Linked DNA regions of Mus musculus: region 2 is linked to region 1. The links are chromatin loops, found by intact Hi-C in ENCODE. Cell type or tissue: heart. All regions are shown on one strand. Each heading gives the region's core, and the rest is flanking DNA. Links, peaks and the distances in the headings are about the cores only. Region 1 holds the start of Faf2 (Fas associated factor family member 2). Region 2 holds the start of Simc1 (SUMO-interacting motifs containing 1).

The links. A loop is a pair of places that touch in the nucleus more often than their neighbours do. Peaks named below come from ENCODE experiments on the same cell type or tissue, not always from the same donor. Only the 100,000 strongest peaks of a DNase experiment are listed, where the experiment ranks them.
Region 2: it touches region 1 in a loop (2.2-fold over the local background); 1 of 42 quality-filtered maps calls a loop at or near these places.

Annotation. Positions count from the first base shown.
Region 1 is chr13:54,619,995-54,622,897 of GRCm38, forward strand. It overlaps Faf2 (Fas associated factor family member 2), which reads left to right and starts at 1,790. Exons shown (of 11, transcript NM_178397.3): 1 at 1,790-1,909. The coding sequence starts at 1,847. In heart, for the core only: a CTCF peak has its summit at 1,688 (motif pointing left); a DNase peak (open chromatin) is centred at 1,767; H3K4me3 peaks cover 1,603 bases; H3K27ac peaks cover 1,620 bases.
Region 2 is chr13:54,502,010-54,504,912 of GRCm38, forward strand. Simc1 (SUMO-interacting motifs containing 1) reads left to right here and starts at 1,796. Exons shown (of 10, transcript NM_176987.4): 1 at 1,796-1,995. The coding sequence starts at 1,867. LOC115486438 (a long non-coding RNA gene) reads right to left here and starts at 2,305. Exons shown (of 3, transcript NR_168901.1): 1 at 1,760-2,305. In heart, for the core only: no CTCF peak of the experiment used is centred there; DNase peaks (open chromatin) are centred at 1,722 and 2,302; H3K4me3 peaks cover 1,512 bases; H3K27ac peaks cover 1,298 bases.

The DNA of each region.
Region 1 (2,903 bases), core at 160-2,659:
CCTGAAGGTGGAACTCCAGATGATTGTGATCCACCATGCAGGTGCCAGGAATGAAATCCAGGTCCCCTGCAAGAGCAATGAGTCCTTTAAATCACAGAGTCATTTAGTGTTTGCGTAGCTCCTGGATCCTAGAACCAATTTGCATTCATTACTAACTGTCCCCAGTTGTCCTCAGAGCTCCTCTAAACTCACCCCTGGCTATCCTGGAACTCACTCTGTAGACCAGGTTGGCCTCGAACTAAGAAATCTGCCTGCTTCTGCCTCCCAAGTGCTGGGATTAAAGGCGTGTGCCACCACCGCCTGGCAAACTTTTTTATTTTAAGTGCATTGTTGTTTTCCCTGCACCTATGAATGTCTGGAACTGGAGTTTTAGACTTTTTCGAGCTGCCATGTTGGTGCTGGGAACTGAACTTAAGTCCTCTGGAAGAATAGACAATGCTCTTAACTGCTGAGCCATCTCTCCAGTGCTAGAATTTTGTTTTGTTTTTGAGACTGGGTTTCCCCTGTGTAGCCCTGGCTGTTCTGGAACTTGATTTGTAGACCAGGCTGACCTGGAACTCAGGGATCCACCTGCCTCTACCAACTGAGTACTGGGATTAAAGGTATGTGCTGCCATGCCCTGCTATATACAGACTTTTTTTTTTTTTTTTGTCCACTCATCTACTGGTAGACACTTAGGCTGAGTCTATGATTTATTGTGCATATCAGTAAGTATGTGAATTACAGGTATGTCTATAGTAAACTGACTTTGACTCTTGGAAGTGTGCACCAGAACTGGTGTAGCTGGGTTGTATAACAGTTCTAACTAATTGTGAGGGGAGTCTTTATTCTGATTTCTGTAATGGATGAACTAATAATTTAGTTTCCCATCAGCAGAACATCACTTCTCCCTAGTATGGCTGCTATTAAAAAATTGCTCGTGTGGCTCACGTTTTTATTGGACAATATTAGGCTAAGAAGGGCCTAAAGGTTAGGAATAAAATGCACTCGGGGTGTGTGTGTGTGTGTGTGTGTGTGTGTGTGTTGTTCCTTTGATTGTTGTCGTTTTGACACACGGTCTCATTATGTAGTGCAGGTTGCTCTTGAGTTCAAGATCTTCAAGTCTTGGCCACCGCAGTGTGCCCAGGAAAAGGCAAAGGAGGAATGGGCAGGCTTTAAGTCAATCGCGTTCAACCAAAAGTAACAGAGTCTAGGTGGCTTGCTCCAGGATACCCTTCGTATGCAAGGAATCATACACACTTAAAGTCAAGTTTCCTTGACTCAGACCAACTATCTTATCTTTGGTCTGTCAAAGGGATGAAGGGCGAGTGGCCTGGGCATGAGGTTGGACGAGGTACAGAGCTGAGTGTCTGGGAAGCACCATTAACCTGGTTACAGACACTCCTAGCAAGAGACAACAAAGCCTCACCACTGTTTCCCCTAATAAGGCAGACCAACTTTATGAAAGGATTAAGTATCAAACTGGCGCTATTTCGTGAAAGCAATCGTTTCCTGAGAAATCTTCAAGAATATCGTAGATAATTTAAAAAAACGGTTAAGGAGCAGCCAAATTGCGGGACTCTCTCGAGCTCCTGGAGGTACACTGACCCTCTGGGGTCTGTCATCTTTTCATCAATTTTAGATCTTTGGGAGATAGATCGGCAGGGTCCTGAATTGTTCGGCCTAGACACGCGAACGTCGCCCTCTGGTGGCGAGATTCGGAAGGGGGCGGGGAGGGTGCCCGCGAGTTAGCGCGCGCAGACGCAGTTGAGTCCCGGCGGCGGTTCAGGCCGGAAGTGGTTACACCTGAGATCACTTCCGGCGGGTGACGGTGCGGACGGGTCAGGAGCGTAGAGGCGGCGGCAAAATGGCGGCGCCTGAGGAGCAGGATCTAACTCAGGAGCAGACCGAGAAGCTGCTGCAGTTTCAGGTAGCAGCGAGTTCTCGGTGCAGCCCAGGCCGCCGCGGGATGGGGAGTGGGACCCTAGAGGAGCGCAAAACCATCCTCAGGTTGGGGTTGGGACCAGTTTCAAACCCGCAGGCGGCCCCCTCCCCCCCAGACGCCAACTGCCCGGATTTCCCCGGCGCCCAACCTCTGTGGGTCCTCAGCCTTCCAGCCACCTCTGCTAGCCGGGCTCGACCACAGTGGGTCAGCTGCCTTGATTTCCCGTAGCGTCGCTGGTCTGCAATCCTTGCCGGCCTGATTAACCCGCCAGACCCTCTCCGCCCATCGATTGGTGGGGATGTGCTAGAGATAACTCAGATCCCCAATCGCAGAGTTGGCATCAGCTTGCAGGGCTGGACCGCAGACCACCACCATCCCATGTTATTCACCGACGCTTGCTGGGGGTCTCTCGGTGGTCCCTAGGGCTCGTGTTGGGTGGTTGTAGTGGGGAAAAGAAGCGCCCACACACAGACCTGGCACCTGCCCTAGAAATGTGGGAGGACGCCTCTGGAGGAAACAATGTAACATGAAGTATCATCGAAGGCCTCTGACTGGATTTGTTGCCCTTCGGCTTGCTCCTGAACGGCTGACTCTGCTTGAGGAGGGTGGCAACCTGCAGGACCCGCCCCATTAAGTGGATGTTTCTGGTTTTGTTTTGTTTTGTTTTAAAAAAAAAAAGGCTCTAAGCACTTTAATCAGGTGGAGGGTCTGGTGGGAGGATGCCACCCGGGTGGTGGTAACCATGGCATTAGCCGTATCCTTAGTTCTTACATATAACTTCAAAATGTCTATTCCCTTGCGGATGTTTTAGGAGGTAAACTGAGTTTATGGGTGTTACACGGTATTTAGAAGACTTTGGGGCCGGGCAGTGGTGGCGCACGCCTTTAATCCCAGTACTCGGGAGGCAGAGGCAGGGGGATTTCTGAGTTCGAGGCCAGCCTGGTCTACAGAGTGAGTTCCAGGACAGCCAGGGCTACAC
Region 2 (2,903 bases), core at 173-2,672, 120 kb before region 1:
TGCAAGTAAAACACTCATTTGTATAAAATAATATTTAAAAATCTAATAAAAGCTTAAAAAAAAAACCAAAGGACTAAGAAAAAAAAATAAAGATTTAAGGGCTGAGTGGAGGAACAAGAGGCAGTTAGACGCTAGAGATAACTGATTAGAAAAACCACAGTCAAAGAGACAGGGGTATAGCTTAGCCTGTATGGAGTCCTAGATTAGATTCCGTGTGTGTGTGTGTGTGTGTGTGTGTGTGTGTGTGTTGTGTGTGTGTGTGTTGAGATGGATGCTTGATAGCACTACAGGAAACTTACTTTACTGTATCCCTTTATAACAATTCACCCACTGGACCAAAACATCTGAAACCTGTGGTCAAGCTATTTGCCCAACAGGCCAGTGATCTCTCTCCTTCCCTTCCCTCCCCTTTCCCTCTCCCCTCCTCCTTTTCCTCCTCCTTCCTCTCCCTTTCTCTCACCCTGGCTGACCTTGGCCTTTCAAGAGCTAGGATTCAAGGCAAGCACCGTGATGCCTGACTCAGAGCAGTGAACCTTCAAGTGTGTTCACCAGACTCTAAGCAATGTCAATATCACCTAGAAACCTGAGAGAAATACCAATTTGGGGCTCACTCCCAAAACTCAGTTTCTCAGTCAGAAACACTGGTGTGTAGTCCTGCAAACTTTATTATACACTCTCTGGCTGATTCAGAAGTTCACTAAAGATTAGAAAACACTGCATCACACGCTGCTTAGACAGCACACAACAGCTTTGCCTCTAGGAACTCCCCCCTTTTTGTTAAAGACATTTTATTATTCTATTTTTTGAAGTTACTTGAGCATAAGCAGCAGGGTTTTGTCAGTATTGCACATTTTTAAAATAGCCATGGGCCCTATTTTGATTTAATGTCCCTACCCTTCAACAAAACAACCAAAGAATTCACTACTTACCCATATTTCCCTCTGATGGGGATACAATTTTATCCCTATATTTTCTGCTTGCTCACAGCATTGGAGTATACGGGCACTCTGGGACCTCATAGCTCTCTGTATGTGCCTTTTCAGTGGTTTCTGTCAACTAGAAACTCAACAAACTCTTACATCTGACAGTTTAAATTCCTGCGACACGTATTGTTGGTGAAACCGCAAATCGGCACAACTTAAGACAATTTGGTACCATTTGTCAAAATAACAATAAAAACATAGATTTGATCCAATAAACCTGCTTCTGGGAATTTATCCCACGGATTTACCTGCACACACAAGAGTGGGTATCTCTCCCTTATCTCAGCCAGAAGCCCCAGTCAATAAAACCCTAGGTTCAGGTTACCCTTTTCAGCCCCTCAGGGCTTCTTTAACCCGAAGGCGTCACTGCTCCTTCTGCCAGGTGCAGGCTCCACTACCGGGTCAATTAAATGCGCTATCAGAGGCTCCATCAGCTCACTCCAGTCCTCACACCTGCAGCCAGGGGCTCGTCACCAGCACTGCCCACTGTGATCGGTTGAGAGCGGCGGCGGACAACCTCTCAACCTCAGCGTTTTTCAAGCCCGCCGACCATGCGGCCCAGCCCCTCGGTTCTATCCCTCCCTTTCCCTCTCTTCCCTCTCTCTCCTTCTCTGAGGGAAAGGGAGCCTGGCTCCTCCAGGGTTCTGTGACACTGCCCTGACCCGGGCGCGCGGCTGCCCCCGAGATAGGCGGGGCTCCGAGCGGGACCGGTCCTCTGGAGGCGGGGCGCGGTGGGGGCGGGGCAATGGAGGGGGCGGGGCCGGCGGGGTACTAACCCCGGTGTCTGCGACGCCTTCGCTGCAGTCGCTTCAGCAGCTGGAACCGGAGTCGGAGTCGCCGGGGCCGCTCGCCGCTCGCGCGTGGCTCCGCCGGGCCCGTAGCCATGGAGGACTTTATCGTGATCTCCGACGACAGTGGCTCCGAGAGCTCGGCCGGGACCCGCTCGGGCAGGGCGCGGAGGCTGCGCCGGGCCCTGTCTCGGACCCCCGGCGCGCTGCCCCGCCGAACCGTGGTGAGTGAATCCACTGCCGCTCGCCACGCCCGACGGGAGCCGAGCGTCGCCCCCTCGGGGCCTCAGCGTTGCGACCCTGGCTCCCCGCCGCCGTGTCTTCCCGCCTTTGGCGGCCTCGGGCCTCGAGGAGCTCGGTGGCGCCGCTGGCAAGGCAGGCCTCGGGCTGGCCAGCGCTGAGCCCTACAGGGTTGTGCTGCGGAGCCGGCCGAGCACATGGGCGACACACTGAGCACCAGTGCGAGCTGCCAAGCGGTGGCCGGCGGTGGCCTCCGGCCCGAGCTGGCTCCAGAGCTTTGGCAGCGGGAGGAGTGGGGGGTCCTGGCCAGGCCGCAGCCGCCACCCGGACCTCGAGGCGGGCGCGCGGGAGCGCGTAATTGTTTGGCTTATGATGGGCACAGATGTGTGCAAGGAGGTAACAGGAGCCCCGGCTGCGAGCGAGGGAAGCGCCGCCCTTGGCATGGTGGCGGCTGCGCTGCAGGGCCTAGTTCTTGAGCTAGGGCCCCGATTTTTGAGTTGTGGAGAAGGACAGTTAATTTTGCTTTGCAGATGCGAATCACATACAAAGCCAGGGGGCGGGGCACTCCCACCTTTGTTTTTCCTTCGGTTCTTTATCTTTGTCCCTGCTCCTGAAGTGATGGAATAAAAATATCTGTGGTCTCTGGCTTTCTAGAACTCTCCACAGAAATTTAGTGACCTGACCCCTACCATGATCTACATGCTGTGGCTTCAAAAATCAAGGGATCCTTCTCTGTTCTTCCTAATATGTGTCCTAAATCAATGTCAGCTACTCTATAAGCGTGTAAATCACATTTTGAGTGCTCATTCATTCTAAGTTGCCTTTGGGAAGTCTTCCTACACCCAAAGGTAGGTGTCTTAGGATTACTGTTGCTGTGATGAAACACCATGAC